4 separate regions of the Mus musculus genome follow, and regions 1, 2 and 3 are each linked to region 4. The links are chromatin loops, found by intact Hi-C in ENCODE. Cell type or tissue: heart. All regions are shown on one strand. Region 1 holds the start of Cyp2w1 (cytochrome P450, family 2, subfamily w, polypeptide 1). Region 2 overlaps Zfand2a (zinc finger, AN1-type domain 2A). Region 3 has its middle 18 kb from the start of 4930500L23Rik. Region 4 overlaps Adap1 (ArfGAP with dual PH domains 1).

Evidence for each region. A loop is a pair of places that touch in the nucleus more often than their neighbours do. Peaks named below come from ENCODE experiments on the same cell type or tissue, not always from the same donor. Only the 100,000 strongest peaks of a DNase experiment are listed, where the experiment ranks them.
Region 1: it touches region 4 in a loop (8-fold over the local background); 8 of 42 quality-filtered maps call a loop at or near these places.
Region 2: a loop joins it to region 4, with 3 times the contacts of the local background. A loop is called at or near these places in 3 of 42 quality-filtered maps.
Region 3: it touches region 4 in a loop (10-fold over the local background); 8 of 42 quality-filtered maps call a loop at or near these places.

What each region holds. Positions count from the first base shown.
Region 1 is chr5:139,352,009-139,360,008 of GRCm38, forward strand. It overlaps Cyp2w1 (cytochrome P450, family 2, subfamily w, polypeptide 1), which reads left to right and starts at 608. Exons shown (of 9, transcript NM_001160265.2): 1 at 608-821; 2 at 1,832-1,994; 3 at 2,232-2,381; 4 at 2,452-2,609; 5 at 3,546-3,719; 6 at 4,042-4,180; 7 at 4,260-4,444; 8 at 4,598-4,739; 9 at 4,838-7,594. The coding sequence starts at 639. The coding sequence ends at 5,025. 3110082I17Rik (RIKEN cDNA 3110082I17 gene) reads right to left here. Exons shown (of 5, transcript NM_028469.3): 5 at 7,731-8,000. In heart, CTCF peaks have their summits at 1,713 (motif pointing left), 3,421 (motif pointing left) and 6,795 (motif pointing left); DNase peaks (open chromatin) are centred at 2,417, 3,579 and 6,833; H3K27ac peaks cover 152 bases; H3K27me3 peaks cover 4,179 bases.
Region 2 is chr5:139,464,883-139,472,882 of GRCm38, forward strand. Zfand2a (zinc finger, AN1-type domain 2A) reads right to left here. Exons shown (of 7, transcript NM_001159908.1): 7 at 6,334-8,000. Among named protein-coding and RNA genes, the nearest start is that of 3110082I17Rik, 8.3 kb to the left of the region's middle. In heart, a CTCF peak has its summit at 3,315; a DNase peak (open chromatin) is centred at 230.
Region 3 is chr5:139,501,554-139,509,553 of GRCm38, forward strand. No RefSeq gene overlaps it. Among named protein-coding and RNA genes, the nearest start is that of 4930500L23Rik, 18 kb to the right of the region's middle. In heart, a CTCF peak has its summit at 3,731 (motif pointing left); a DNase peak (open chromatin) is centred at 3,718; H3K27me3 peaks cover 3,783 bases.
Region 4 is chr5:139,278,531-139,286,530 of GRCm38, forward strand. It overlaps Adap1 (ArfGAP with dual PH domains 1), which reads right to left. Exons shown (of 11, transcript NM_172723.4): 5 at 2,175-2,287; 6 at 979-1,125. Among named protein-coding and RNA genes, the nearest start is that of Get4, 30 kb to the left of the region's middle. In heart, no CTCF peak of the experiment used is centred here; a DNase peak (open chromatin) is centred at 3,851; H3K27ac peaks cover 1,795 bases; H3K27me3 peaks cover 1,782 bases.

The sequences.
Region 1 (8,000 bases), 73 kb after region 4:
GCCCCTTACTCCAGGCTGCTGGGGTGAGAGCTCCCTCAGCTTCAGCAGACACTCACTGCTTCTGAAGGCTATGAGCTTTGAGGTCCTTGTGGTGAGAGAGGTCCTTGATGGCTGCACAGGGCATTCAGTGTACCTGCTGGGCACTAGGGTCCTGAGGACACAGGGGACCCTCATCCTTTCTTTCAGGATGAGGGTCTAGTCTCAGAGTCCCGTAAGTTCTACTTTGACGGGAGGCCACGGAGAACTATTGGTTCCCAAAGTGGGGGACAGAATAGACATGGCTCTGACTGTGACACTGGAACCTGAGGAGACATGGAGGGATGGATGTAGGTATCTTGGAAGCCTGACCTCGCCTGGCCCAGGCTTGGATAACCTGTGACCAAAACGTCTTGGCTCTGTACTGCCGACAGAGGTCCTTTCAGCCCCCAACCCAGGCCCCCTGCCACAGAGGAGACCCCACATTCCACATAACCTGTAGCTTTAAGCCTCCTGTTGGGCTGTCTCCTGCAAACTGCTCATTCCACATTCTCGGGGTGGTGGGGTGGGTGGGGTGCCGGCACGCCCTGGGGAGGATGGCTATAAGGCAGAGGGCTCACTGGGCCCCTGGAGAGCTGAGGATTTGCCATCCAGCTGTTCACATGGCTCTGCTGCTCCTGGGTGTCTGGGGGATCTTGCTACTTCTGGGGCTGTGGGGACTGCTCCAGGGCTGCACCCGGAGCCCCTCCCTGGCTCCTCGGTGGCCCCCTGGGCCTCGCCCTCTGCCGTTCCTGGGGAACCTGCATTTGCTGGGTGTGACCCAACAAGACCGGGCACTGATGGAGGTAGGGTGGGCGACCCTATTTCATCTCACAGCTCACATGGTGTCTGTGTCCCAGCACTGACAAGGGAAGCCAGGGGGGATTCAGGATGCCAGAGGCTTGTCCCAGAGAGCAGATGTTGGAAGCAAGAGTGGCCTAGGCTAGGGAGATAGCTCATTGTAGTGTGTTTGCTTAGCATTCACAAGAGCCTGGTTCTATCCCAGAATTGCAAATAAAAGATAGATAGATAGATAGATAGATAGATAGATAGATAGATAGATAGATAGATAGATAGATACGTAGGTAGGTAGGTAGGTAGGTAGGTAGATAGATAGATAGATAGATAGATAGATAGATAGATAGATGGGACAGGACAGCAGCCAAGGGTCAGGGCTCAGGATTGGTGAGCAGGGTGGGCTCTGGAACAATGAGGAAGAGACTGGCAGGTGTGTCTAGAAGTGTTGGAAATGTGGCAGGGCAGCAGTGCCCTTGTCTGGGTAGGGTATTAGCTAGGTACGGCTTCTCCCTAGAACTCAGACATGAAGGTAAGCTGGCTGCACCGCCACTGGCCAGGGTTAACTGGCTCAGTAGGGTGGAGGTCCTTGAATTTTGTCTGGGGACTCTTGTTTGCAGAGAAGTCCACACAACTGCAGAGCTAGCTTGAAGTGGCTCTGCCACACCTTTCCTAGGGTGGGTCAGGCTAGACTCCGACGTGGCTGCCGGCACTAGGTTCAGAGGCTCAGGCCCTACCTCGGGGCCCAGTCTGAGGAGCAGAGATCAGGCAGATCCAGCCATGGCTCTGGGTGAGACCCACAAATTCCACTCTAGCTTTCTCATTTTTTTTCAACGGTTTCTCTTTGAAGTGGGGTGATGGAAGTTTGAACATTTGAACAGCGCCCCCTCCTGGGGAGACTGGAGGGGCTCTTGGGGTTCTCTCCAGCTCTTAAGCTTCCAGCCTACATACAGTACGGCTGTATGTAACTCTTAGAGGGTGGGTGGAGGCTGCCTGTCTGACACCTGTCTGTCCCCACCAGCTCTCAGAACGCTACGGGCCCATGTTCACAATCCATCTGGGATCTCAGAAGACCGTGGTGCTGTCGGGCTATGAGGTGGTGAGGGAGGCCTTGGTTGGAACCGGGCATGAGCTAGCCGACCGGCCCCCAATTCCCATCTTCCAGCACATCCAGCGAGGTGGGGGTAGGTGGGCATTGGGGTTCCTTGCCAGATGGGGGGGAGACTAGGCCTCTTGGATTGGTACTAGGGAGAGACAGGATCAGCCTATTGCAAGACAGGAGAAGTATGACCCAGGGTAACCTCCGAATGGGAGGGGCATGGAGTTGAGCCTGCCCCCCCACCCCGAGTGGGCCCCCTGTTCCCTGCATGCATCATCAGATGGGGCGTGGCTGGCACTCATGGCTCATGTCTACCTGACAGGCATTTTCTTTTCTTCTGGAGCTCGCTGGAGGGCGGGTCGCCAATTCACGGTGCGCACACTGCAGAGCCTGGGTGTGCAACAGCCATCCATGGTGGGCAAGGTGCTGCAGGAGCTGGCCTGTCTTAAAGGACAGCTGGATAGCTATGGAGGTGAGTGGGGGACCGGGATGCCCCTGCCCAGCATCTATTCCCACCTGAGGCCTTTCTCCCTGACCTACAGGCCAGCCCCTCCCCCTGGCGCTGCTGGGTTGGGCACCCTGCAACATCACCTTCACACTTCTCTTCGGCCAGCGCTTTGACTACCAGGATCCTGTGTTTGTGTCCCTGCTGAGTCTCATTGACCAGGTCATGGTCCTGTTGGGGTCACCTGGCATACAGGTGAGAGGTTGCCACCCGACAGGAAATTGAGCCCCAGCTGAACTAGAATGTTGGGCCCAGTTCTAAACCCTGAGGTCAGGGCTGGTTGGTACCTAACAATCTTCAAACAACGGATGTGTGACATCGGCCAAAGACAGACTGCACATGAAGCAGGCCCTATGCTCTCTGGCAGATGGGGCATTTGGACCAAAGAACCCCACCTTTTCACACACCCCTATAGTAATAAGTGCAGTTGCTGAAGTGTGTGCAAGGACCTTTACAGTTTGTGGGACCTGAGTCCGAGGGTCCCTCACACCCAGGCATGTTTCCTTGTACTTATTTATTCTTTTGATAGAGAGTGTCTCTATGTAGCCCTGGCTGTTCCGGAATTGTCTATATAGGCCAGGCTGGCTTCGATCACACAGATCCACCCATCTTTGCCTCCTGAATGCTGGAACTAAAGGTGTGTGCTACCATGCCTGGGCAGTAGAGATGGTCCTCACCATTTAGAGCAATGTGAGGCATTTCCCCAGTAATTGCTAATGCACCCGGAATTCTGAAGACTTACTGGCACCAGACCCACTCTATTGTAAGTCACACATTGCCCATCCGAAGGACCTGTGAGCCCGCATAGCTATGACTCCTTTCTTTCAGCGATAATAGAAAGGAACATGTTTCCAGGGAGCAAAGAGTACTTGGATCTTGCACAGAGCCATCCAAATGCATCAGGTCAGCTGGCTCCTTCCTGAACACCCTGAGATTGTTCTCCTGCTCCCTGGACTTCCAGGAGGGTGACAAGCCTCCAGTTCTGCTGGCCTGGTGCCCTCTTGTGGCCAGGGGCAGCATTGCCCTGATTCGTTTGTCCAGAGCCTGCACCTGATGGACGGATTGGCTTGCTCACAGTAACTGCATCTGTCGCCTCACCTCTACCCTACCCCCTGTCCTGCCCACACGCAGCTATTCAACACGTTCCCCCGGCTGGGGGCCTTCCTGCGGTTGCACAGGCCGGTCTTGAGCAAGATCGAGGAGGTGCGCACCATCCTGAGAACCCTGCTGGAAACGCGGAGACCACCCTTGCCAACGGGCGGTCCCGCGCAGAGTTATGTAGAAGCTCTGCTTCAGCAGGGCCAGGTGTGGACAGGGCCAGGGCTTCATCGGAGACGGGGGTGGTGGTGGTGGTGGGGTGTTGGGGGCCCCAGTTCACAGGAGGGGAACTATGGAGGGCTCTTCCCCATCTGTTGACCTCTGGGAGTCCCAGTCTCCTCTATCAGATTGGCCCCTGTGAATACCTGGAGTGGGCACTGATGTTGGGTGAACCCCCAGTAAACACCAGTGCTTTCCACCCAGCCTGATCTCTGCCCAGCCTCCTCTGGGTCCTGGAACTAGGCTGGGGCTACAGGTTGGGGTTGGATCCTCCTAGATTCGAGCCCAGTTCTGACCACCCTCCCTGCAGGAAGATGACCCTGAGGACATGTTTGGCGAGGCCAATGTCCTGGCCTGTACACTGGACATGGTCATGGCTGGAACAGAGACCACGGCGGCCACGCTGCAGTGGGCCGTCTTCCTGATGGTTAAGCACCCACATGTGCAGGGTGAGAGTCACCCCATGATAGAGAGCTCTTGGGGGTTAGGAATGGGGCTTCACCCATACAGTGCTACCCTCTGGCCTAGGTCGCGTGCAGGAGGAACTGGACCGAGTGCTGGGTCCTGGGCAGCTGCCTCAACCAGAGCACCAGCGAGCACTGCCCTACACCAGTGCTGTGTTGCATGAGGTCCAGCGGTACATCACACTCCTGCCCCATGTGCCCCGCTGCACAGCTGCTGACATCCAGCTGGGTGGCTACCTGCTCCCCAAGGTGGGGCCCCACTTACTTCTTCCCTTTGACTTGGGGTGCATGGGGGACTTCCTGGGTCTCATATTCACCCGTGGGGCAGGTGGGTGGCAGGAGCTCCCCCAGATGGTGTCCTGCCCTCGTCCCCTACCCACCCAGGACCCCTCTGCTTCACAGGGCACTCCTGTGATTCCTTTGCTCACTTCAGTCCTCCTGGACAAGACGCAGTGGGAGACCCCAAGCCAGTTCAACCCAAACCACTTTCTGGACGCGAAGGGGCGCTTTATGAAGCGGGGGGCCTTCCTGCCATTCTCCGCTGGTAACTTGCTAGCCTTCGGGGTGTGCCTACACCAGCTTCTGCTCAGCCCTCTCCCCTCCAGGAGCAGGCCTGGCATCTTACATGGGTTTCTCTTGCAGGTCGCCGGGTCTGCGTTGGGAAGAGCCTGGCCAGGACAGAGCTCTTCCTGCTGTTCGCTGGCCTCCTTCAGCGGTACCGCCTCCTGCCCCCACCCGGCCTCAGCCCTGCAGACCTGGATTTACGGCCTGCCCCAGCTTTCACCATGCGGCCTCCTGCCCAGACCTTGTGTGTGGTGCCGAGATCTTAGGGTGCACACATTCTGGAAAACTACCAGAGCCTAGCCTACCTCTCCTCCAGGGTGCACTGCAGGTTTTGGGGTGGTTGTAGCATTCCTAGCAATGAATGATAGGCAGACAGTCCCACACTGTCCCTCTGGACCACCACAGCTCTTATGACTCAGTGTACAGTGGTGCCAAGGCTGCTTACCCGTATGTGGAGGTTGGAAGCTGGCCTTTCATCTGGCATCATGGGGCAGAGGGCGTATCGGCCCAGTGCAGCGGCCCTACCCTGTCCTGATATGGTGCTTACAGGAACCCTAACTCACCTTCCAGGCTTTTACACCCCGGACACTACAGACACTTTTCTATTCTGGTCCCCAAGGCAGCCAAATCCTCAGAGTAGAGACTACAATCCCTTCATTGTTCTCCCCCCCACACACACACTGCACCCCCCGCCCACCCTATCTTTGGCTATACCCAGGCTTCCCACCAGGTCACAGGGTTCCCCCATCCCCAGAAGCCTGGTCTATAGCCCTTCCATAGCCCCCCCGTATACCCCATCTCCCTACCTAGGCAGATTCTGCCCAAAGTTCGGGATTGCTCCACCTTTGACTGGTACCAAGGGGACCCAGGGGCTGCTGAGCTTGACCACAGGCGACATTTTTGTTCCTTTCTTTTGCTGTGACAACTGGCATTCTGCCATGTGGCTACTTGGAACAGGAATGGCTGGAGGGAAAGAGCTTCGCCCAGCTGATGCCCCGGGAACCTTCGCCTGGTTCCTGATGCCAGTTCTCACCAACAGCGAGGAACCTACCACATTTCCTGTTTCGACTTGGCTACCAGGAAACCCTTAGCTATGGTCCTTGTTCCTTCCATCTCCTCCCCCTGCCCCACCTCCTCTTCTCAGTGGTGTTTGTATTCCTTGTTTCTCTGTGCGCTCACTCAAGGCTTTGAAATGCGCGGGTGATAACCTTGTTGCGTATGTCTGTTGTGACGTGCCAACTCCAGCTGTGCCTTCTCCAGAAGCATTCCTGTGGCCACGGATATGGCCACCGTCAGTACAGGGCTTCCCCAAGTGCGGAAGGGCAGGCCTAGATGCCACCATGAGTGGCAAGAGCCAGTTGGAGTACATGTGAGACCCAGATCATACAACACTTGGGTCCCTTCTGGCACCAAGAGTCTGGTGGTTGGTGGTGACAGGTCGCTGTTGACTAAAGAGACATGAGTAAGTCCCCCTTGGGCTCTGGTGGTGTACTGTGTTGGTGCTGGCCCCAGCCAGTGCTTTAAAGTAACTAAACATGAAGTGACAGAGTGTCTAAATGACATAGGACAAGGTCGAGGACAGGGTTTGTAGCCAGATTGTCTGAGACCCCAAGACCCAGGAAGGGGTTCATGCTTTGGCTGGCCGCCTGTCTCCCCACATTAATGCAGTATTTGGCTACTGTGCCCAAGTGCTAGGGACCGGAGACAAGCCTATCCCATTTGTTTTTTGAAACAGGGTTTTTCTGTGTAGCCCTGGCTGTCCTAGAACTCACTCTGTGGACCAGGCTGGCCTTGAACTCAGAGTTCTGCCTGTCTCTGCCTCCCGAGTGCTGGGACTAAAGGCGTGCGCCACTGTTGTCAATCTCATCACTTTTACTAGACCTGGGGTCAGCTCAGCTCTGCTCCACTCAAGTGAGCTGGCAGGTTAGAAGTCTAGAGGCTGCCCCAGTGTGTCCTCTCTCCTGCCATGTGGCAACTGCCAGGCAGGAAGGCAGAGGACAACATGCTTAAGGTTTGGGAGTGTGGGGTCTGCCCTCTAGTGGCAGTTGGATCTGAGTGGACTGCTCATGAAGGACTATGGCTGCTCTCACAGGCTCAGGATAGTGGGCCTCCAGGCAGCTGAGGGCACCTGGCTTTAGCCCAGCTGGCCCAGGATGCCCACCTCCTCCCTGTGACACATGTCCTGATCACTGGGAGCTGCGAGTGGGAGGTGGACTGTGTCCTCTGTCCTTGGATCAGAGCAGCTGTCATCACCTGAACAAGACCCTGGAGAGACTCGGCCTATTAACATTCCTGTAGGAAAGGGATAGGTGGGTGGGATGACTGCCTGACCTACCAGAGATCCCAGCCACCGTCCCCCCTGCCTCTTCCACTGTGGATTGCAACCTTGCTTGGGCACAAAATATTTGGCAAGTCAGACGTATCTGTGTAATGATCAAAAATTAGAAGTAAAATGTGTACCTGGTGGTGGTAGGGCTTGGGTGACAGAGGCAGGTGGGTCTCTGTGAGTTTAAGGCCAGTCCAGTCTACAGATCCAGTTCCAGGATAGCCAGGGTCACACACACAAACCTTGCCTAGAAAAAAACCAAAGCCAACCAACCAGGCAAGCAAAAGCAACTGTGTGAGGCATCCTCACGGGCACCGCACGTGCCCTGGTGTAAGTAAGCTGTACCCTGGCTCTTGGCCAGATGTTATCAGTCTCAGGTCACAGGTCATGTGATGTTCCACCTAGCCATGGTGGAACTCACTCTGTAGACCAGGCTGACCTCGAACTCAAGAGACTGGCCTGCTTCTGCCTCCTAAGCGCTGGGAATAAAGAGTCTCATGGTTTTAAAATCAAAGGTTTCTGTTCTTAAAACAGTTTATGGAAAACAAGCTCTCAGTGTTTTCTGCTGCCCGCCCCTCAGCTTCTGAGCAACCAAGCTGCGCTATCTGTGGCTGGTGCAGCATTAGACAGGCAAAAAGTCAGGAATACGCAAACTTGTCTTTATCTTTAATACATGGAAAATTATTTGTATTCAGAATCACTTTAAAATAGATTTCTTGGGATATATTTATCTGTAAAGCTCCTTTATATACCTCCATACCTGGGAGTATATAAGTGACTCTGGTGCAGGGGGCTGTGGGGGAGTTCAAGAAGCAGAAGGGGGACACGCCATGGCTCCCATCTGCAGATGGGAATCCAGATACAAATGCTTAGTCCTTCTGTTTCCAACGAGCTGGCAGAGAGGTGCAATGACAA
Region 2 (8,000 bases), 190 kb after region 4:
GTGGGGCCTGGGGCTCAAACTCATCAGGCTTTGTGGGGAAGCACCTTTACCCAAGGACCCATCCTGCCAGTCCAGAAAATGTATGTTTAAACTGATTTCATTATTCTTCTGAAAACTCTAAAAATAAAAATCACTAATGGCCCTCTTCCAGGCTTGCAGCGTAACTAGATAAAGATGAGGAAATGTGTTTCAGCCGTGGCCTTAGCTGCCATGCCGACCATACACAGCACTGCTGACTCAGACAGACTGCATCCTCCTAGCCACGTGCTAAGACTCTCTGGCCCAAACTCAAATGGAATAAAACTGGCTTTTCTTTCCTTTCCTTGTTCCCTTAATTATTTATTTGTTTGTTTGTTGTTGTTGTTGTTGAGGTCCCAGAATCACCTCACAAAATCCATGAACACCGATCTCAGTTTGCCAGGGAGAGTTTACTGAGCACACACCCCAGGACTGGTCATCCAGGGCCATGGTCCAGATTCGGGAACTGAACCGTGACCCCAACTTAAGATCCTACAGGGTTCTTAAGCCCAACATCCAGAAACATCTGTGCCAAGTTATTCCACCAATCAGAACTTAGGGATAGGGGATTTCATTAGCAACGTGTCTTTGTTGTACACTTATCTATCCTGCTCCCAGTGGTTGGGGTATTCAACTATGACAGGGGACTTGCCTTGTCTAATATTTATGTCCTAACTTGCCAGCCAGGATGTCAGTTACTCACACACATGTCTCTTTCTGCCAAGTAGGATGTCAGTTCCCAAGGAAGTCTTGGAAACTTAAACGTTACTGGACCACTACTCAAAATGGAAGTTTTATTCCAAGTAGTTTCTTACATTGGTGCAGGTGTCTCTCTTATATTGGGGTCCATCCCAGGGGCAGTTTATAAAAGCAACTACCATAAAAGCTCAAATATGGGTGCAGGAAGTGCTGTAGGGTGGTTGGTTCCAGTCCAAGCTTATTGTGGGTAACAATACAAAACAGTTCTACTGACTTCTATCATGACTGGTTTCCAAGGGCACAGAACATAACAGCATATCTAATCAATCTTGGCATTATAAAGTTTCCTAGTAACAGCAGAAACATATGAGAACACTTCCTTATAGTGGCAGACTAGCCAGGTAACAGTTACCTAGGCCTCCACAGTTGTCTGTATGCATGCATGCAATATGTGTGTGTGTAGATGCCAGAAGACAGTGAACAGCTTCTTCAGAGAAGAACTAACAGCCACGCACTCCAGTCCCTTAGTGATATGATTACAAATTATTTTTTAATTATTTATTTAGTATGTGTGCACATGTACACATGCCTACCAAGATGCCTGTGTGGAGGTCAGAGGACAACTTGAAGGGATTGTGTGATGGCTATACTTGGTTATCAACTTGACTACATCTGAAATTAACTTAAAAACCCCCAAAACAGTCCAGCAGTGGTAGCACTTGAGAGGAACAGGTAGGTAGATCTCTGTGAGTTCCAGGACAGCCAGGGGTACACAGATAAGTTCTTTCTCAAAAAACCAAACCAACCAAACCAAACCAAAGCAAAAACATAAATGGGGCACATCTGTGAGGGATTTTAAACTGTGTATAAATGTGGTGGCCTATGGGAAGTGGCACTATTAGGAGGTGTGGTCTTGCTATAATAGGTGTGGCCTTGTTGAAGGAAGTGTGTCACTGTGTAGGCAGGCTCTGAGGTCTCCTAGTGCTCAGCCTCCACCCAGTGAGGATGATAGTCTCTTTCTGGCTGCCTTTGGATCAAGACGTAGAACTCTCAGCTCCTCCTCCAGCACGTCTGCCTACACAATGCAATACTTTCTACCATGATGATAACAAATTAAACCTCTGAGCCTGTAAGCCAGCCCCAATTAAATGCTTGCTTTTGTAAGAGTTGCCTTGGTCATGGTGTCTCTTCATAGCAGTAAAACAGTAACTAAGACAGTGGGTGTCTGTGTGTGGTGATGTGCACTAGTGTAGGTGCCCACAGAGGCCAGAGGGGTCAGATTCCCTGAAGCTCAGTTAACTTCCTGATGTGGGTACTGGGAGTCAAACTTGGGTCCCTTGGAAGAGCAGTTGTGGTGAGTTGATGTGGTTGTGCTCTCAACCCCCGAGCCAGGGAAATAAAACAAGCCACTCCTTATCTCAGACAAGAAGCCAGGCCAGCTTCCCCTCTCACACTCCTCTCAAGACCTTGGGCATGTGGGCCAGGGAGTGGCTCAGGGCATAAAGTGTTTGCTGCACAAGTGTGGGAACACGAGTTCAGATCCCCAGGATCCAAGTGAACAAGTTGGCGGGCAAGGCGGCTGCCTGTAATCCCAGTGCTCAGAAGGCAGAGACAGAGTTCAGGACAACCTGGCTAGCCAGACTAGTTGAATCAGTGAACTCTGGGTTCAACTGAGAGAGCCTGACTCAGTGAATAAAGTAGAAAGTGATCAAGGGAAGATGCCTTATATCAACTTCTAACCTATATGCACTCACACACACATACATACCGCACACACACATATATGTACACATATACACATATACACACCACACATGCATACAAACACATACATACACACATGTGTACATACATACACATATGTACACCATACACACAGACTCTCAAACATACATATATGCATATACATATACTTACATACACACACATGCATACCATATACACACACACACGAAAAAAGAGGGCTTGCGAGATGGCTCAGCAGGTAAGAGCACTGACTGCTCTTCCAAAGGTCCTGAGTTCAAATCCCAGCAACTACATGGTGGCTCACAACCACCCGTAATGAGATCTGACACCCTCTTCTGGTGTGTCTGAAGTCAGCTACAGTGTACTTATGTATAATAATAAATAAATCTGTGGGCTGGAGCAAGCAGGAACTGAGCAAGCGAAGTTAACCAGAGTGAGCGGAGTTGAGGAGAGCCAATGGGACCGACAGGAGTGAGCAGAGGTCCTAAAAATTCAATTCCCAACAACCATACGAAGGCTCACAACCATCTGTTCAGCTACAGTGTACCATATACATAAAATAAATAAATAAATAAATCTTTAAAAAAAGATAGTAGTAAGCCAGAGAGGACATCAAAATCCCCCCCTTTCAAGCTTGTATTGGGAAAGGAAGTCTAGTTCACCCACAGAGCCACTTCCCAACCTGATTTTGGAGCTGAGGAACAGAAGAGATGCTTGTTAGTCTGTAGCTATGGAAGTGAGGTGAGGGATGGCTGCTCAGACCCAGTCTTCAGGACACTACCCAGCTTCAGTGCCTCCCAGGGCCTGTGGCTCTGTCAACCTCCGTTCCAATGAAGGCTTTTTGGTGACATCTTGTGAAAAGGACGGAAACTGCACCTCATGCTCCAATGGCAAGCTGCTGTTCCTAGTTTCTCTCTGAAAGAGAGCCAGGCTGTGAGCCTCACCCAAGGACGCACTAGCTGTGACAGTGAAAGTCAGTTCAGAAGAGAGACGGCAGCCAAGACATGGAGGACACCCCTTCCCAAAGCCACGTCTCTGAGTTTAAGGTGCCAAAGCAATTGCCGACATATCTGTCCCACTAGAGACAGAACGACACCTTTAGTTAATGCGACAGCCTATGTCAAGCATAGATCCCAAGCTTCTCCACAAAAGTGAGGTGACTCTTGCCTGGAATCCCAGAACTCCAGCACTCGAGAGGTTGAGGTGGAGGTGGCATGTGCCTTTAATCCATCCTAGCACTCAGCAGACAGATCTCTGTGATTCAAGGTCAGCCTGGTCTACAGAGTGAGCTCTAGGACAGCCAGGGCTACACAGAGAAACCCTGTCTTGGGAAAACAAACAACAAACCAAACCAAAAACGAATAACAACTAAAAACCAAACCAAACCAACCCCCCCCCCCATAAAGCTGCTTCCAGGGCTGTAGAGAGCTCCAAGGTTAAGAGCACTTGCTGCTCTTCCAGGGACCTGGGTTCAGTTCTGAGCACCTACATGGTGGCTCGTGTGCACTGTCATTTCTAGGAGATATGACACCCTCTTCTGACCTTCAAAGACAGCAGGTACATACAGGTGAACAGACATATATACTGGTGAAACATGCAGATACACACACACACACAAATACAGGTTGAATTTACACTCTGGGGGTGCAGGGCTATAATTGACTGGCAGGTGGACAGTGACACATTTGAACAGTCTGGTGAACTACTGGGCTGTGCCCACTGATACAGTGTCTGGGCAGTCCTGTCAGCAGCAACAGGGATAGGGTTCCATTCTGTTAATTTGTAGCAGCCCAAGGAATTTCTTTAAATCTTTTTTATTTCCATTTTTAAAAAAAATTGTGTGCTTTTTCTCTTTTTTTAAGATTTATTATTATATGTAAGTACACGATAGCTGTACGTATACACTATACGCACCAGAAGAGGGCACCAGATCTCATTATGGGTGGTTGTGAGCCACCATGTGGTTGCTGGGATTTGAACTCAGGATCTTGGGAAGAGCAGTCAGTGCTCTTACCCACTGAGCCATCTCACCAGCGCCCCCCCCTTAAGATTTATTGTTTATATATGTAAGTACACTGTAGCTGTCTTCAAACATATCAGGAGAGGGTGCCAGATCCCATTACAGATGGTTGTGAGCCATCATATGGTTTCTGGGTTTGAACTCAGGACCTCCAGAAGAGCAGTCGGTGCTCTTAACCGCTGAGTCAACTCTCGCCCCAGCCCTGCTCACTCAGGCCCAAGTGCGTGCCTTTTCAGAACAGGGCTTCTCCTGACCTGAAACTTGATTTATAGATCAGGCTGGCCTTGAACTCACAAAGATCCGCTTGCCTCCGCTTCCCAAACGCTGAGATTAAAGGCATGCACCACCATTTATATATAATTTTAGGTATATGAGTGTTTTCTGCATGCTGTGTACCTTGGCATGCAGTGCTTGCAGAGACCAGAGGAGGGCATCAATTTCTCCAGAACTGGAATCTCAGATGGTTGCTAGCCATCATGTGGGTGCTGGGATTCGAACCTCTAGAAGAGCAGCCAGTGCTCAGAGCCATCTTTCCAGCCCCAAATTTCTTTAAATCTTTTAGGGACCTTGATTCAGGTAAAACCAGATCTTAGGCTTCAATGCAGAAAAGTATCTCAGGACAAGCCGATGAGAAGCAGAGTTTATCAAAAGTAGAAAGTGGGCTGGAGGCTGAAGCTGCTCACTTGCCCAGCCTGGGTGAAACCATGGGTTCCATCACCAGCACTTCTTAGTGGTAGAAGGCAGGCAGATCTCTGTGAGCTCAGAGGCCACCCCGTCTATATAGAGTTCTATGCCAGCTATGGATAATGAGACACTGTACCAAAACAACAATAAAAACAAAAAGGAAGCCGGGCAGTGGTGGTGATTTCTGAGTTCGAGGCCAGCCTGGTCTATAGAGTGAGTTCCAGGACGGCCAGGACTACACAGAGAAACCCTGTCTTGAAAGAACAAACAGGGGCTGGTGAGATGGCTCAGTGGGTAAGAGCACCCGACTGCTCTTCCGAAGGTCAGGAGTTCAAATCCCAGCAACCACATGGTGGCTCACAACCATCCGTAACAAGATCTGACTCCCTCTTCTGGAGTGTCTGAAGACAGCTACAGTGTACTTACATATAATAAATAAATAAATCTTTAAAAAAAAAAAAAAAAAAAAAAAAAAAAAAAAGAAAGAACAAACAAATGAACAAAAAACAAAAAACAAAAAGGGAAGTCACCAAAGCAAATAAGGAACTGCACAAGAGTGTGAGCAGCTGAGGACAGAGAATCTCACTGGAGGGGGAACTGCTAAGTCCTTTCTTTAAAAAGCACATGGAGCTTTGATGCTCAGAGGGCAAAGTGATCACCACACAAGTGTGAGGACCAGAGTTCAAATCCCCAATCTCACAAAAGTCAGGAAGCACGGCAGCTTTCCAGTAATCAGCACGCAGGAGGTAGAGACAGGGGCTCCTGGAGCTAGCTGCAGCCGCAAGCCCTGGGTTCAGCGAGTCTCTGCCTTAGCTTACAAGGGGAAAGCGACCAAGGACGACACTGAAGGTTATTCTCAGGCCTCCACATTTACGTGTACACCTGTGCCCCTACATGTACAAACATGCAAACACACCTGCACTACACACACAAAATGCAGACCTTGAAAAGAATTATCCATATTTTCTAAGAAAAGTTGGCCTCTGCATGAACAAAGTACACATACACAAGCAAAACACACACACAAATGAAACAAGCGGAGAGTGGTGGTGCACGCCTTTGATCCTAGGTATAGACAGAAAATCTGAGTTCAAGGCCAGCCTGGTCTACATAGTTGAGATCCAGGATAGTGAGGGTTATTTAGAGAAACTGTCTAGAATAAAAAATGGGTGAAATAAATAATTTTTATTAACCATTATACATAAGATATTTCAACACACAATGTCTTGCATTTGATATTGTCTCTAAAGCCTGGTGATTTTGCTTCCTTGCAGTAGGGAGAGAATCTGAGGCCTGATGACATGACAGGCAGGTACTCCACTAAACCAGGCCCGAGGGGTTCTTGGCAAGTGCTCTTCTATTGAATTGTGGCCCCAGCTCCTCACTGGTGGGCTCTGGGTAAGGGTTAACCCACAACGCTAGGCTCTAACCTTTGCCACTGTACTTCCGAATTCATGTTTAAGAACATGGGCATGTGAGTGCAAGGCCCAGAGCTCAGAGGCATCATTTGCCCCTGGAGCTGAGGTTAACACATAGTTGTGAGCCATCTAATATGGGTGGTGCTGGGAACCAAACTCTGGTCCTCTGCAGAGAGGTTCAGGCTCCTAATCACTGGACCATTCCCCAGCCCGCCCAGTGTGCTTTTAATTTCCAACTTAGAGTCATCTCAGTGGAAACACTATTGCATACCATGGTTAGGACGGAGACGTATATATCCAACTCCCCTTTTAAACACTGCCTAATTATTGAACCCAGTAGTTTTAAAACTTAAGTTGAATCAAAAGCTTTGTTATGCTAGCTATACCTCAAGTGTGTACCACCATGAAAGAGTGCTGGGAAGTGGAAGTACAAAAGATTGGTTTGTCTCAATGTCCCCACATAGCACCACTGCCTAGACCTTGTTCTAAAAGCAAATACCCCCCCAGCCCCCCACCCCCCGATCTAACCAGGCACTGGGGCCAGGATGAGTGCACCGATGAGTCTAGAGCTGGACTGATGTGACGAGAGGCACTGGCTTAGAGAACAGAGTGAGTAGAACCCACCCCTGCCTCCCATGACAGCTAGAGGCCACGAACCCTGCACAAAGCTGCTATGTATGGAATTCATGCAGTTAACTGTCCCAAAGGCTGTCAGAACTAAGGGCGAAAGTCAAAACCCGCTGGGTGGTTGGTCCCATGTCATCTCTAATAGCCAAGCTCCTGGAAAGTGAGGGTAAACGCTTATACAGGTCACCAGAGTACCCCAAGCATCTTCCCCTACACTGCCATGGCCATTTGGGGGTAGACATGGTTCAGGCCACACAGGTGGCACAGGAGTGATGGTGGCTGCACCCCAAGGCCCAGAACCACTGCTTTTCTTCTGTCTGGGTTTCTGCTCCACAAAGTGCTGAGGACACCCTCAGCCTGCTGCCATGGGGATTCGGCACGAAGAGGAGAAGCTTCTATGGCAAAACCAGACATTTCTGAAATGGCTCTCATTTCTTGGTGCTCTTCTTGGGAGTTAAAAGTGAATCCACGCTTGGGAGGCAGAGTCAGGGGGATCACTGAGTTCAAGGCCAGTGTGGTCTACAGGGTGAGTTCCATGACAGCCAGGGCTCCACAGTGAGACACTGCCTCAAACCACAAAACAGCCTGAAGCCAGGCATGCGGAGTCCTGGCATGGTGAGGCTGGTTGCTTAAGTCAACCTTGGAGACATCACTGCAGGCCAAGTGCACACCCTTCCTCCATAGCATCCCCAGCCAGAGGTAAGGAAAGGGCACCCCGTCCACTCTTGTTCTTGGGGACCATGAGTAGACTGTGCCCAAAGGCACCTTATTACAAAAGCCATGGAGGG
Region 3 (8,000 bases), 220 kb after region 4:
TATGGGTTCTTGGATTCTGTGAGTCCAAGGGATCCTCCCATCTCTGCCTCCCCAGCCCTGGGATTGAATCTGTGCTTTGCCAGCATCAAGCTTTTTGACATGGTTCTGGGGGATGGGACTCAGGTCCTCATGTTTGCTCCAAAAACTGAGTGGACTCCACGGCCCATTAACCTCATATCTTATGTATTGTTGGTTTCTTCCCAAAGAGAATGAGGTTCAGGGGCTCTGGAGATGGCTCGATAGTTAAAGCACTTGCCATGCAAACATGGGGACCCAATTCCAATCCTCAGGACCGGTAAAAATGTAGACTGGGCAGGTCTGTAATTCCAGCCTTCAAAGGCAAAAATGGGGAGTCCCCAGAGCTGGCTGGGTAGTGGGGCTAGCCACATGGGTGAGCTCTGGGGTTGACTGAGAGACTCTGCCTCAATGAATAAGGTGGAAAGGTGATGAAGGGTACTTTCTTCCCATCAACCTCAGCTACCACATGCATGTGCACCAACATACATTCATGTATACACACACACACACACACACACACACACACACACACACACAGGGAAAAGGAAAGAGAAGGAATCCAGAGGATAAAAACCTGCAGCTGAGTTGATCTCAGCACCTTGTCAGCAAGAGTCCCGCCTGGTCTCTTGGTCCAACCAGACTCTTAGACCGTCAACAATCAAATTGTCAGGGAAAGATTATAATTGCTTAATCGGGGAAGGACAAAGGGTAGAGATGAACTTCCCATCTGTCAATGGTAGCAGAAGCGAGGATTAAAAATTAGTTGGTGGCTTAGCTGATATTTTTAGAATTCCACCGGCGAGTGATGAGGATTCTAAAAGAGGGAAAGTGAGCCGAGCGCAGCATAATTCGGCAAAGATCACGGTTAGCTTAGCACCCTTTGTGAAGACACGATCGCAGGCAGAGTGGGAGGATTTATCTGGAAATTGCTTGGCAAGCAGAATCCGATCTGGGACAGGCAAGCCTAGATGGAGGCAGGAGAAACGCCGGTGAGCGGTGCTGACGAGCACCAAAGATACTGTGTTTAAGATGGACAGTGAGCAATGGCCATGCTCTGTTGGTCTATGTCTGTGAAGAACTAGGTAATGTGCCCAGTGGAGGCTTATTCTGAAGGCGAGGGGGGGGGTGGTAGGCTAGAAGAATAAAGACCACATTCCCAGCCGTGAGCATTTTGCTGGGCAGGGTGGCAGAAGCCAAAGCCAAGCAACCTGGAGGCTGAAGTACAGGCCTTGCAGAGACCCCATCACAAGCACAAGGCGAGGGGAGGGCCTGGAGATGTGCTACCATCAGTAGGGTGCTTGCCCAGCATGCCCAAAGCCCTGGGTTCCAGCCCCAGCACATCATAAACCAGGAGCAGTTGCACATGTCTATAACCCCAGCGCTCAATAGGTGCAGGCAGAGGATCCATGTTTGAGGCCAGCCTGGGCTAAGTGAGACCCACCTCAAAAACAACATACAGAGCTCCCCAAGTCAAAACAGCAGCAACAAATCCCAAAGCGGAAGGGAGATGCTTTGAAGGGGAGTCATTTACCTTGTGAGCCTAACAACCTATGTTCAATATTCTGATGCCGTGCTGCTGAAACAGCTGACCTGGGGGTCAATACCAGGGCTGATCCCTGGAGCTCAGTGTTCAGCTGGTGTAGCCAAATCAGTAAGCTGCAGGTTCAGTGAAAGTCTGTCTCAAAAAGGTTGGCCTTGCCTGAGAAGGGACACTGGAGGATGCCTCTGACCTCCGATATGCCAATGAACACATATGCATGGGCCCCTCCCAACACACATCCTCACATACACAATCACACACACACACTCACATATATAACCACACACACATACACAATCACACACACACACACACACACACACACACATATACAACCACACACACATACACAATCACACACACACATATACAACCACACACACATACACAATCACACACACACACACACACACACACACACACACACACACACTTACCAGCAGAAGACCACACCTTGTTAGCAGCCTATATAAAGGGCATGGAAGAAGGATGCTTGCTCTCTTTGCCTGCTTGCTTTTACTCTTGCCAGAAAGTCTATTCCTCTACTGGCACTACAGCCTGCGTCTTCAGGATTGAACTGAAGACCAAGGGAGGCATCCAGCCCCGTGAATTGAACAACTACTGGATTCTTAGGCTTTTCATTGGTAGAAAGCCATTGTTGGACTAGCTGGACCACAGCCCGTTATATATTATATTATATGTTATATATTACACGAGTGTGTGTGTGTGTGTGTGTGTGTGTGTGTGTGTGTGTGTGTATTCATTCTATAAGTTTTGTTCTCCTAGAGCAGTGATTCTCAACCTTCCTAATGCTGCGACCCTTGAATACAGTTCCTCATGTTGTGGTGACTCCGGCCATACAATTATTTTCATGGCTGTTTCCTAACTATAATCTTGCTGGTGTTATGAATCCCAGTGTAAATATCTGTGTTTTCTAATGGTCTTTGGTGACCCCCGTGAAAGGATGGCTCAACCCTCCCACGGGGGTCAAGACCCACAGTTCTAGAGAACCCGCTCAGAAGATTCCTGTTTATGCAACCCATGTATCAGTAACTTATGTCCCACTGAGTAATATTCCCATTTAGTGATACCACATTTTACTCATTCATTTATCTCTCTCTGGGTAAATCTTTGGATCATTTCTACTTTTTGACTAATATGAAAATACTTTTATAAATCAATAAGCATTTCTTATGTAGGGGGAGTTCAAATTTTGAGACAGAGTCTCACCATGCAGTCCAGGCTAGCTTTGAACTCAGCATCTCCCGTGTCAGCATCCAGAGTGCTGGGAATTGCAGGGCTTTGGGCCACCACAACCACTCAGTAGATATATTCTGAGAGAAGGCATTGATCAGAAGCTCTGCTGAGCTGGATCTCTGTCTTCTAATGGAGAATTTGCTTAAGGCAGGAAATCAGCCGCTTTCTACTGGGCATAATCCATATTGCCGGGCCAGGTGCAGAGCAAGCCCGAGGCTTCTGCAGACCAAAAGTTGTCCCATTCAGTCAGCCCAGTGTCTCCTGAATGAGAGACCCTGGCGGCCAGGAGACCAGAGGTGACCACACCACTGATTCAGAGATAGCCCCTACCAGCGTGGGTAATAGCACTGGCCTGTCATCCAAGCATTAAGGAAGTTGAGGCAGAAGGATTGCATATTTGAAGCTAGCCCGGACTGTATTCCAAGACCCTGTCTTAATACAAAATATGGTTTGGAGACATGGTTCGGTGGTTAAGAGCACTGGTAGCTCTTCCAGAGGACCCAGATCTGATTCCCAGCACCCTCATGGTGGCGCATAACTGTGTGTAACTCCAAATTCCAGGTGATCTGATTCCCTCTTCTGACCTCCACAGGCATGTACGTGGTACCCATACATGTAAGCAAAATACACACGCGCATTAAATTATTTTTTACTTAAAAAGCAAAATAAAAATCCCGAAACAGCTAGTGGGCTGTTGAAGCTAACCTTTTTGAATAAATTCTGAGGTATAAACTACTCATTTCCGGGAATTCAGCCCTGATTGTCTTTTTCTGTGATTAGTTCTTTCTGCTTCTATTCCCCCCCCCCCCCCCCCCCCCCCCGCGCAAAACCTGCAGATAAACAAACAGCGCAGTTCGCACCACGGTGCATCCAACCCATCTCGCGCCTGCCACCTAGTGGCTAGAGACTGGCAGGACACGGGCTCAGATAGATAGCCAGGAGTCAAGGAGGCAGGGCTGCTAATCTTGGGCGCCCAAAGCAAGGACTCACCTTCCTCTGCAGCGGCGGCTAGTCACAGAGTTACCTTCCACCAGGCTAGTCCAGAGCCCAGAGGGGGCTTTGCAAGGGCATGGAGGGCTCCCAACCGCAGGACAGTTGGTCATCAAAATGACTGCTGAGCTATTGATGACCCCTTCCCACTCCTACCTACTTCCCTACATCTCCCTTCCCTTCAGTTCCCATCATTTGAACTCTGTGCTCCATGTGTGCTAACCCCTCCCCTTGGGCTCAGCGTGTGTAGCACTGGCTACAGGTAGTTGCTGGATGGCTGTCCTGATATTGGAAGCCAGCACCAACCACTTAACAGTGTCTCCTGAGAACACAGTGCATGGGAGGCTGGTTGTAGGCTATCAGAGATGACACCTGTCCTACTCTGGTGAACTTGCATTCTAGCTGTGGAGAAGCAGATGATGCTGTCATCCTAAGGAGCCTTAATTCTCAGTGAACCCTTGTCCGCCTCAGTTTCCCTGTCAGGAACCTGAAATAATAAAACCCCTCCACACGGTGTTGTTTCTGGGCATCCCCTTGCACCACCACCCCCGTATGTGTGTGCACATTCCTAGAACCTATCCAAGGGACTTTACTATATCCAGGTCGGGTGGACTTGACCCAATCTCTGACACCCCTAACCCTAGTCCAGCAAACCTGCAGAAGAGGATGCCTTGTCAGGAGCCTGTCTGCAAAATGGGTGGAAGGGGCGAATCCCATCAAATTGGTAGAGCCTCAGTTTCAGATGAGAATAATTTGAACTAAGGGCTCTGCCTGGCAACATAGGTTTTTACCTCCAGCTATTTGCCAAGCTGTGGCAGGACTGGGATACAAAGTGACTTCAATGCCAGTCTGGGCAACTTATGGAAACACTGTCTCAAAAAGTAAAACAGGACTGGGAATGTGACTCATGAATTGAAAGTGTGTGCAGAATCCCCCAGTGAAGGGCTGGGGTGTGGCTCAGTGGTAGAGCATCTGCCTAGAATCCCCCAATGAGGGGTTGGGGGCGTGGCTCAGTGGTAGAGGCCCTGCCTAGAATCCCCCAATGAGGGGCTGGGGGCGTGGCTCATTTGATGAGCACTTTAGTAAAGGGGAGGTTGGGGTGTGGCTCGGTGATACATTGTTCTTCTAGCGTGCTCCAGAACCTGCAAGTGCTTCAGCACCGTTCCTGTCACAGCTCCCTCAGGTCTCTGTCCCTTGTACTTAAAAGTGTCTAAGGAAAACAATTTCATCAGGTACTCTTTACAGTTAGAGAAAGGGTAAGACCCAGTGTCCTGGGCATCTGCTTTTGTCCCCCGGCAGAGTGTTTTTCTGACACTTCACTTTAGCGACTGAATTCTTAAGTGAGAATCAACCTCCCAAATTAAGTCTCTAATTCCCAAGCAAGCCAAGCAGCTATTTTTCTTGCAAATCTTGCATGAACATAATTTAATAGAAGATACAAACTAATAAAATCAGCCCATATATTAGATCCTCTGCACAGTAAAGAAAACAGACGATCTAAGAGACAAATGGGCAGTGTTTCAGCCCAGGGAGAAAGAAAATAAAATAGAAATAAGATGTAAGTTCCATCCTGTGTGTAAATAACTTTAAAGAGAAATAATAAAGATGGCGTCCACCGCTTTTAATGTATTGGGAGATTATTTAATTGCAGGGTAATAAGAGGTGGTACTGCTTCGTGCAGACTTTACACTGGAGACTAACTTTGTTATTATTGTTGTTGCTGCCGTGCTTGGTGGTTTTACCTTGAGATCGGGCTTCCCTACATTTCCTAGACTGACCTTAAACTTCTTAGACCTTAAACTTCTAATCCTCTGCCTTCAGCCAGACTGCTGAGGCTACAGCCTGTGCCACCGTGCCTGGCTTCTAAGTCACCCCTCCTTCCTTCCTCTTTTCTCTTTTTCTTTTAGTGGAGTTAGAAATGGAGCCCATGCTGGGCGTGGTGGCACACTCCTTTAATCCCAGCACTTGGGAGGCAGAGGCAGGCGGATTTCTGAGTTCTAGGCCAACCTGGTCTACAAAGTGAGTTCCAGAGTTCCAGGACAGCCAGAGTTATACAGAGAAACCCTGTCTCGAAAAACCAAAAAAAAAAAAAAAAAAAAAAACAACCAAAAAAACAAAAAGAAAGAAAGAAAGAAAGAAAGAAAGAAAGAAAGAAAGAAAGAAAGAAAGAAAAGAAAGAAAGAAATGGAGCCCACAGCAGCTTACTCTGACACACTCTAAAGCCCAGTTTAGCCTCTGAGTCATGATCCCCCTGCCTCAGCCTCCTGAATAACTGGGAGGACCATCCTGTGTCACCACCACTGGCTTAGTTTCTTCTTTCTTTCTTTCTTTCTTTCTTTCTTTCTTTCTTTCTTTCTCTCTCTCTCTCTCTCTCTCTCTCTCTCTCTCTCTCTCCTCCCTCCCTCCTTCCCTCCCTCCCTCTCTCCCTCCTTTCTTTCTTTTTTCTTTCTTTCTTTCTTTCTTTCTTTCTTTCTTTCTGATTTTGATTTTTATACTGCAATTATTTATTTATTTTATTTGGTTTTTTTGGGGGGGAGGGTGAGGGGTAGGATCTCTCTGTGTAGACCAAGATAGCTTTGAACTCACAGAGATCCACCTGCCTCTTCCTCCTAAGTGCTTCGATTAAATGCATGTGCCACCATATCTGGCTATTTTTATTTATGTATTATTGTGTCTGTACATGTGTGTATGGTGTGTGGAGGGGATAAGAGGTAGCCTGTTGTATGTCTGAAGGCCAGAAGACAACTTTATGTGGGTCCAGAGGTTTGAACTCAGGTTGTCACGCTTGCTCATTGCATTATCTTCTGAGTTAATTCTTTAACCCTTTGGTGTTTTTTTGAAGCAGGGTCTCTGTGGTGGTTTGAATAAGAATGGCCCCACTGAGCTGAGCACAGTAGTGGATGACTTAATCTGAGCATTTAAGAGGGAGAGGCAGGCAGATCTCTCAGCTTGAGGCTAAACTGGTCTACAGAGATTGTTCTAAGATAGCCAGGGCTACACAGTAAAATCCTATCTTGAAAAACCAAAGATAGATAGATAGATAGATAGATAGATAGATAGATAGATAGATAGGTAGGTAGGTAGGTAGGTAGGTAGATAGATAGATAGATAGATAGATAGATAGATAGATAGATAGATAGATAGATAGATAGATAGATAGATAAATGGTACCCATATCTTTGAATGCTTGATCTTTAGGGAGTGGTGCTACTTGCCAGGGATCAAGGAAGTGTGGCCTTGTTGGAGGAAGTGTGTCACTGGCTGCAGGCTTTGAGGTATCAAATGCTCAAGCCAGATCCAGTGCCTCTCTCTTCCTGCTGATCCAGATGTGGAACTCTCAGCTCCTTCTCCAGCACCATGTCTGTCTGCATGCCACCATGCTTCCCACCATTATGACAATAGACTGAACCTCTGAAATTGTAAGCCAGCACCAATTCAATTTTTTATAAGAGTTGCCATGGTCATGGTCACAGCAATAGGAACCCTAAGACATCCTCAGTATACACCCCAGACTGGCCTGGGACTCAAGGTAAACTTTTATCATACTGGGTCACAGGCATGAGCCACCACCCCTAGCCTTCTTTTTCTTCCTTTCTTCCTTTTTCTTCCTCTCTTTCTTTCTTCCTCTTCCTCCTCCTCCTCTTCTCCTCCTCTTCTCCTCCTTCCTTTTTTCCTCCTTCTCCTCCTCTTCTTCTTTAAGACAGTGTTTCTCTGTGTAGCCTGGAAAGTCCTAGAACTCACTCTGTAGACCAGGCTGGCCTTGAACTCAGAGATCCTCCTGCCTCTGCCTCCTGAGTGCTGTGGTCAGACGCATGCATCACCATGGCCTACTACCTTCATTTACGAAAGACACGATATCAATCCCAGCACTTGGGAGGCAGAGTCAGGAGGATCTCTGTGTATTAGACTTCAACCTGATCTACAGAATAAGTTCCAGGCCAGCCAGGGCTACACTGTGACACCCTGTTTTGTTTTTTGTTTTTTTTTTTTAAAGACACAATACCAAATATAGTGTTGAATTTCTAAGATCCTAGAGATGAACATGGATTTATGTGTGAGTGTGCCGAAGATTCCAGAAAAACAGATTATTCGCCAGCTGAAAGTGGTTCTTTAAAACTCCTTCCTTTGCGGGCATCATGGTAAACACTTCAAATCTCAGCTCAGAGGAAGCAGAGGCAGGAGGATAGACAGTTTG
Region 4 (8,000 bases):
TCAGTCTCAGGCCACCCACCTCCCAGGCACAGCTTCTCAGAACTCGATTGCAGGGTGTGTTAAAACAGTACACAGTTACACAGTGCCGGGTGGTGGTGGCTCATGCCTTTAATCCCAGCACTTGGGAGGCAGAGGCAGGTGGATTTCTGAGTTCGAGGCCAGCCTGGTCTACAAAGTGAGTTCCAGGACAGCCAAGACTACACAGAGAATCCCTGTCTCGAAAAAAAAAAAAAAAAAAAAAAAAACCAGCACACAGCAGCACAGACTGGACTAAGACCGGGAAGGAAAAGATGAGGCCCAGAACAGCCCACCCACATCCCTAGATGCTTATAGACAGCCCTGGACCTGGGGTGGACACTAGCCATGGCAGGCAAGCATGGCTGTTTAGCTCAGGTAAGTGAGGCAACATACTGTATAGAGGAGCTTGGATCCCACTAGACCCTAAACACGAGTGAGTGAAGACCTCTCAGGTGTGAGGGCACAGGGGAGCAGCAGTGCAGGAGACCCTTAACTTCCCGGCAAACTGTACCCAAACCAGACATATGGCAGCTTCTCAGGGGATCAACCCAAACTCCAGCTTCCCTGGCCTTTCCGTAGCCCACACACAACACACACACATGCACGCACACACACACACATGCACGCACACACACACACATGCACACACACACACATGCACGCACACACACACATGCACGCACACGCACACACACACATGCACACACACACACATGCACGCACACGCACACAAGCACTTTGGAGAGGTGCACATCAGAGCTACAAGACGAAAGTATACAGGCTCTAGTGTTTGCCTGGGCTATCCTTCCGCCCATACAGAGATGGTGCAGCACAGAGGGCAAGGCTGGATTCGTGCGCCTTGGGGGCGGGGTGCATTGCCTTGCCTCTACACACTCACTTAGCGGTGCCCCACGATCCCAGCTAAAGTTTACTGTTCCCAGACCAGTCCATCCAGGTCACCTTGCCGTCTTCATGGTAGATAAAGATGTTGCGGGTGCTGTTGTCCTTCAAGTAGGTGACCTGCAGGCCGTGGGGGTGGCCCATCTTGGCTGGCTGGAAGGTCGCATTCAGGTGCTCAATCTTCATGACGGCCTTAGGCTCCTTGGCCTGTGGAGGAAAGCTAGTGGGGATCCCAGACAGTGCTGGGGTCTAAACACCTGCTGTGTATGCTGTGCAGCCTTAGGCAAGTTACTTAACCTTTCTGACCCCCAGATCCCTGGTCTGTGGTTGAAAGGTAAATTTCTACTTCCTTGGGTGATGGAGACTGAATGACACTTGGGGGCTGGGTAAAATGTCCCCAAATCTGCGACCCTTTGTGTTCTTTGTCCTGTCCTGACCCAGTTCTTGCTTGCCTGTGCATCTGGAGCTTGCGATCTGGGATTGCTCGCCAAGAACCCCCACACCCTGCTCCCAGATCTCTACTCTTCCCAGGTTACCTGCAGGCAAAGCAGAAGGTTTTTCACTGGTCCTGGCTAGCTCCAGGGAGCTGTGTGACTAGCCCCGTCCCTGACCCTCGGTGTCTAGGCATGTCTCCTGGTGTCCCCCACCCCAAAAGGTGGCCCCTTCTAGGTGTTAAAGAACCCAGAGAAGGGGCCACTACACACTTGGGCGATTGCTAAATATCTCTGAGCCAATTCCCCACACATAAAGCAGGCCAGGAAGCTGCCATCTTGGACAACAGCACCACAGAGCTGGGCACACCTTCCATGCAGCTAGCCCCACAGCAAGGCAGCAGCCATCCACCTCCAGGTGGGTCCCGCCCTGCTCTGCAACTGCCACACATCTGGCCTGCAGCTAAGAATTTCACCACTCCACACAGCTGCCCCAATCTGTTCTAGGGAGCATCGGATAGGGGGAGCCTCAGGCTTCCCAGGACCATTCCCAGCAAACCCACCCCAAGCCTGGCTCCTGGAGGCACCAGGAAGGGGCAGGGGTCAGTCCTGCATGGGGGGTGGGAGTTCATGTGTGGATGCATACATGTATGGTATTTCCCCAGAGGGATCCATCATAAGGGCTGCTCTCTGAGAGGACTGATGGGGATGGAGCTGAAAGCAGGCACCCACACACAGTAGAAGGGCTAATCCCCAGCCCTGCAGACCCAGTAGATGCCAGGACCCCACGTGGGAAGGTCACCCTTGGCTCCATGGCGGGCTTACATCGTTTTTGTTGAAGTATTTCAGGGCACCCTCTCGTTCTGTCAGCACAAACTTCCGGCTTAAGAACTGTCCGTTGTCCCGCCCACGCTTCCAGAGAAGGCCCTCACGGTAGCCTGGGGGGAGAGAGAGAGAAAGAAATAGTCATGGAGACTCCACCTAACTGACTGCATGTCTACCCCTGTCCCAAGTACCCTCCATTGCAGGGTGGACACATCCAAGGGCGGCAGGTCTCATCTGCCTGTCTGCCCTGCCAATGGCCTGTGACCCACTGCCCAGAGAGGCCTTGATCCTCCCGCCACACCAAAGCAGGACCTGGGGTCATCGTTGGGAATAATGGATTTAAGGACGAGGTTGGAGACAATGGACTTGAGGTGGCCCAGGGCTGCCAGACAAGTCTAAGGTCATGGAAAGAGAGAGGTTCTTGGGCATGAGAAGGGACAGGAACAGAGTTACCAGCCCTATGATGCCAGAGGCCATCCAAAAGGACTCTCCCAGAGCCCTAGGTCTACGACGCTGAGGTGGGCTAGCTTTGGGGACCTTGGTACAATTCTGCCTCAGGTCTGCTACTTCCCTTTTGGCAAAAACAGGCACTCTCCCCGAGCTGTGGTGCAAGCCTTTAATCCCAGAGGCAGAGGCAGGTGGATCTTTGAATTCGAGACTGGCCTGGTCTAGAGAGTGAGTTTCAGCACAGCCGGGGCTACACAGAGAAACCCTGTCTCAAAACAAATGAACAACAACAAAGCAAGCAAGCAAGCAAATGGTCACTCCCATACACTCCAGACTCCCTGCTGCCCAGCTTCCTTGTGCCCAGCCAGTCCATGCATCTACAGGGAGCTGATGTGGTTGGTCTCTTCTTGGCTCCCTGCCCTGCCCCCCTTCAGGGGACATCCCTTAGTGGTGCAGTAATGTTTTCTGGTGAGCTGCTGACGGATGGCTGCATTGCTTTAAGTTTCTGGCTGTTGTAAGACTCCCCCACCCGTAGACATTGCTGGGTGTCAGGGTGGCTTTCATTGGCAAAGAGGGTCCTGGGAAACCTTGACTGGCAGCAGCGTGCTCAAGGGTAGGAGTGCAGCATCAACCTCCCCCCCCCCCCCCCCCCCCGCATCTCCTCCTGTGCTGTCTGCTGCCAGGCAGCCCTGTCCCCATCACCAAACACAAGGGGCTATTTTCTGTGCTCTCACAGACATGTGGCCATAAAAAGGCAGCAGCCTGGCGTCAGGGAGGGGGCAGCTGGCGCCCGTAAGACTATCAGTCTCAAGGCATGCCAGAAGAGTCCTGTTCCCTCCTCCGACTTCTCAAAGGATGGAGCCTCTCTGGGACCATGGAGTGGCCGCTGTGCCTTGTGTCTCTCCCTTGTTATAACTTCGGCAGACAAATCTTTCTTGGATACTAGTTAGCAAGACTGCCATGACTGCCATGAGCCCAGGCAGGACCTACTTTGAATGTTTGTTGACTGGCTCGTTAAACACCTTGGGCTTGGCCTTCTTTCAGCTTCAGGGACCAGATTATCTAGGCTTCAATATCTAGCTGAGCGTGGACTCCAGACGTGGGGGGCCAAGGGGGCGACAAGACTGCAGCAGCTTCCCAGAACCCCCCACCAACTAACTCCAGAACCATGCTTGATGGCTTGGAGCCTAGGAGCCAGCGGGAACACGCTTCTCGCTTGCTGTTCTGATAGTTGCCAGCAGGTGGCAGGAGCACATCGGGAGCCGCCGTTTCCAAGCTGGGCTGGACTGAACTCTGCCGCCCCTCTGAGGCTCCGACGGGGCATCATCAGGCTTAGGGCCCTGAAGCAGTAGGTCCTCTGCTAGGCCAGGTCCATGTGCTGATATTCTATGGAACCGACCAGTATTCTGACAAGCCGCCACGATGCCTATAATTTAGGCTCCATAATGGCAACACAAGAGATGTTCCCGTAACGAACGCTGACCGCATCCCTGGCCTGACCTCTCTCAGAGCTCTGCTTCCTTCTTGGTACCATGGGAATCTGGCCAGCCGAGGGCTGACAGGTATTGAGCCCCACTGGCTTGGCTGGATCGCCCTTTTCCACCCTAGCCCAGGGACCTTGCTCAGCAGCCCAGCCAGGCTACCCTTCTGGGCACACTTGTGATCAGGTAGAACCAGAAGTGACCATTCTCTCTGAAAGAACTAGATGGTCCTGAGGTAGAGGCTATGAAGTTTAGTCAGCATTGATTAGATGCCTATGGTTTACAGTTACAGGGCTGGGGCCAGCTGTGGAGTTTGGGAGTAATTGGTCCACATCTCACAGGACACACATACAGAGGGCACAGTGTCACACATCCCTGTGAGGTTGAAGTCACCATTCCCTGACATTACAAGCCTATTACAGTTGAAGCACACCTTCCTCGGGGTGACAACATGGAGACAAGGGCTCTTCTGCACGGCTGTGGCCATACAGTGGCATGGTCAGCATGCAATCCAGATTGGATTTCTTTTTGGTTTTTTTTGTTTGTTTGTTTGTTTGTTTTTGAGTTGGAAGAGGGAAGTTGAGTATCACTATGTAGCCCAGGCTGCCCTTGAACTAACTCGTCATGATCCTCCTGCCTCAACCTCTGGAATGCTGGGGTGACAGGTGTGAACCACACCTGATCTAGAGACTTTACTCTTGATCCTTACAAATGGGAAAGAACCTATTTTCCTTCAACTCTGGGACATTTAAGCAACCATGGTGCCCTGCCCTGAATAGATGGCCCTGCTACCCACAGGGCGAGCTCCCAGCAGCAAGGCAGGCAGGAGAGAGGTTGGGCCCTGGGGTGTACCACATTGTGCATCTCCAGCAGGCAAACTGGGCTGCAGGGGTGGGGGAGGGCAATGCGGTACCTTCTGCACTCACAGTTTCATAACCTGCAGACTTCAAGAACTGCATTCCAAGCAGAATATGCAAAGTGTATGTAAATTGCATGGGGTATATGTAAATTTGTGCTTTTGTTTTTAATTCAAGGCCATGAGCGCATGGTCTCACTATGAGTGTGACAGGAAGCTTGCCAAGGTGTGAGCCCAGTCGGGTGTGTTCCATACTCAGGACTGCTGTGGGGACCCTTCTGAATGGGACAGGTATCCACATCATCTGGCTTCTCCCACTGGGGGTATAGTGGAAGGTTCGGCACTGAGCCTGGCCTCAGAGACACCAGACAAACTGAGACTCCATGACTTTACCCAGACTGGGGCAACCACACCCAGCCTCAGGCTGCAAGTTCTGTCTGCTTCTATTGGCAACTACACCTATCAAACTGTAACTCCAGTTCTAGGCATCTGGCGCCCTCTTCAGGCCTCCACGGACACTGTACTCACATTGTGCGCGCGCGCGCGCACACACACACACACACACACACACACACACACACACACACGCAAGCAAACATGCCCAAGATGTTCGGACTCTATGTTCCCAGGGCTCAACCACTCCTTGCCCACTGCTCTGGCCACTTGGGCTCTGTCCTGAAGCTCCCTGGGTCTCTTCTGCACCCGTAAGTGGGGCCAAGAGCAGGCTTCAGTGTGTATAGGTTCGGATTCTGATTGGCCAGCATCTTACCACCTCACAGGGACCTGCCAGCTCCAGGTAAGACAGAGGGGCTGTGTGGATGACAGGGGCTGAGATCCATGTTTGTGAGTCCCATGCAACTGCAGGGCCTCCTTGGCATGTTTGGCCTGCACTCTACCTGCACCCTGGAAGTGTTGCTTTCCATCTTTAGGAACCTGGGATCCCAGGAGCATGTGGGCAGCAGGTGACCACTCAGCCCTTCTTGCTACTTCCCGGCTTGGCTCTGGGAACAGATCTATTCACCCTGTGTGTCTCCTTGGGAGGTCTTTTCTCTCTGAGAAGCCACACAGGAAGACTTCCCGAATCCAGTGATGGATGCTCTAGTTCTCTGCTCTAGTCCAGTTGGGGCTCCCTGACTTGAGGTGGGGTCAGGTAGGGTCTCCCTTCAGGAGAATACCTGATACCTTAGCCCTGGTGCAAGCTAACACCTCCCAGGTGCTGGTTTCCTTGGGACTCCATAGCATGTGTCCTCAGTATGCAATGCTCTGGCTTCAAGACTCCCTGGTGTTCTGGTCATACATAGGAACCCTTCAGTATGAGTGTCCCACATCCCTTCTTGTTTACTTCTTCGATTGCCCAATAACCAGCAGAACACAGCCTGGTGGGGAGAGGGTGCTGCGAGCCAGCTCCAGGCCATGGCTCCAGGAACTGGGGTTCTGAGCTGTGTCCCCATCTTGTACATAAGCAATTGGTCTCCTGAAGATACTGTTCACAGAGTCACACAACAGCCGCCAGGAAGCTCACTAGCTAGACCTCACGAGCTGTTCTCATGGACAAGGTGGCAGGGGACCGTCGCTGCCACCTCTCTCTGGGCTTCAGTTCTGCCATCTTCCAAAGGGTCAGGGCTGAAGTGAAGCTAAAGGAGTCAAGACAGTTCCTGGGGTCCAGCAAGGCCACCAGACCTCCCTACTGCACTCAGACTGTCTGGGACATGGGGCTCAGAAGAAGCCTGGTACTTGTGAACAGCCTGGCTGATCTTACAAGTGACTCTCATAGGAGCCTGTCACATGGGCAGATCCAAGGCCACTATAGAACCCTTGGAGGCTTGACAGGAAGACAGGAAATGGGGTTATCTGCATCTAGGAGTGCCCTACCTAGCTTCCACCGTCATCTCATCGTTTCAAAGGACCTAACCCTCTTGCCGAGCCAGCCACCCCAGGGTGCCTCACCCTGGCCATCCCATGATTTAACAGTCCCCCAAACACTGTTGTGCTGAGCACCCTGCCTTAGCACACAAGAAAAACCGAAGTCAGGCAGAGCTGTGCCGCTCAGGGAGGAAGGAAAAGGGGTTGTACCAAGTGGAGACATCCCGGTGCTGTTGCTTTCTTGACCTTTGACCTAAATGTCACTATGCAAATAGGGAGAGAGGCTCCCAGAGGGACCCAGGCAGGACCCAGTCTGTTAGAGGAGGTGGTGGCCTGGTCCTGGGCAACAAAGGCCATTGTCTGCATGCCCTGACGCCCACCCTCCCCTGTGAATGGCAGCCATTGAGGCTTGGGTGGAGGCAGGACAGTCTGGGGCAGGAGCCAGGGCAGCTGTCACCCAGTCCCTTGCTGAGCAGTGGTGGGGAGGGGCAGATACAAAGCAAGGTGCACTCAGGTATGAGGGCACACCCAACACCCTGACATCTCCGCGTCAGAGGGGAACTTTAGACACTCCAGCCAACTGTGACCTAGGCTGAGGAATGACACACAGCAGAGAGTGTGGCAGGGCCCTATGGTCACAGGGCTCCATGCACTGCTCATTCCTGCTGAGGGACAAGCATCTCTGTAAGCCAGGACATGCCCTCACAGAGGCAGCCCAGGCACAGGAAAGGATGGCCGGGATATAGGGGGGTCTTGACCCAGCAGCCTCTGTCTCTGGCAGGCCAGGAAATGTGACAGGGGCTGTAAGTGAGCCACTGGCACCTGTCTCGTCTGGAACTCCAGGGGCTACTTCCCTCCTGTAGCCCTGGATGACACTGTCTGAGAGAGACTTCTCCAAAGCCCAGTTCCAGGGAGCGTGTGCTCAAGGCCCCAGGTCTGACTCGCTCAGCCACTGTCCATGTCGAGAGAGAATAGGCAGCCATCCAGGTGGCTCCTCAGTCCTAGGAGTGTCGTCCTGTAATAGGCAGGCCTCTGCACCAGGCCTGGACAAGAGACAGACCTGATGTCAGTGGACACCTTAGCGCCAGAGACTCTGCTAACCAGTCTCCAGAGCAATGCTTCTGTGAAACTTCCTTAGACTGAAAAGAATTTTGAAAATAAACAAAGATAGGCTCCGCT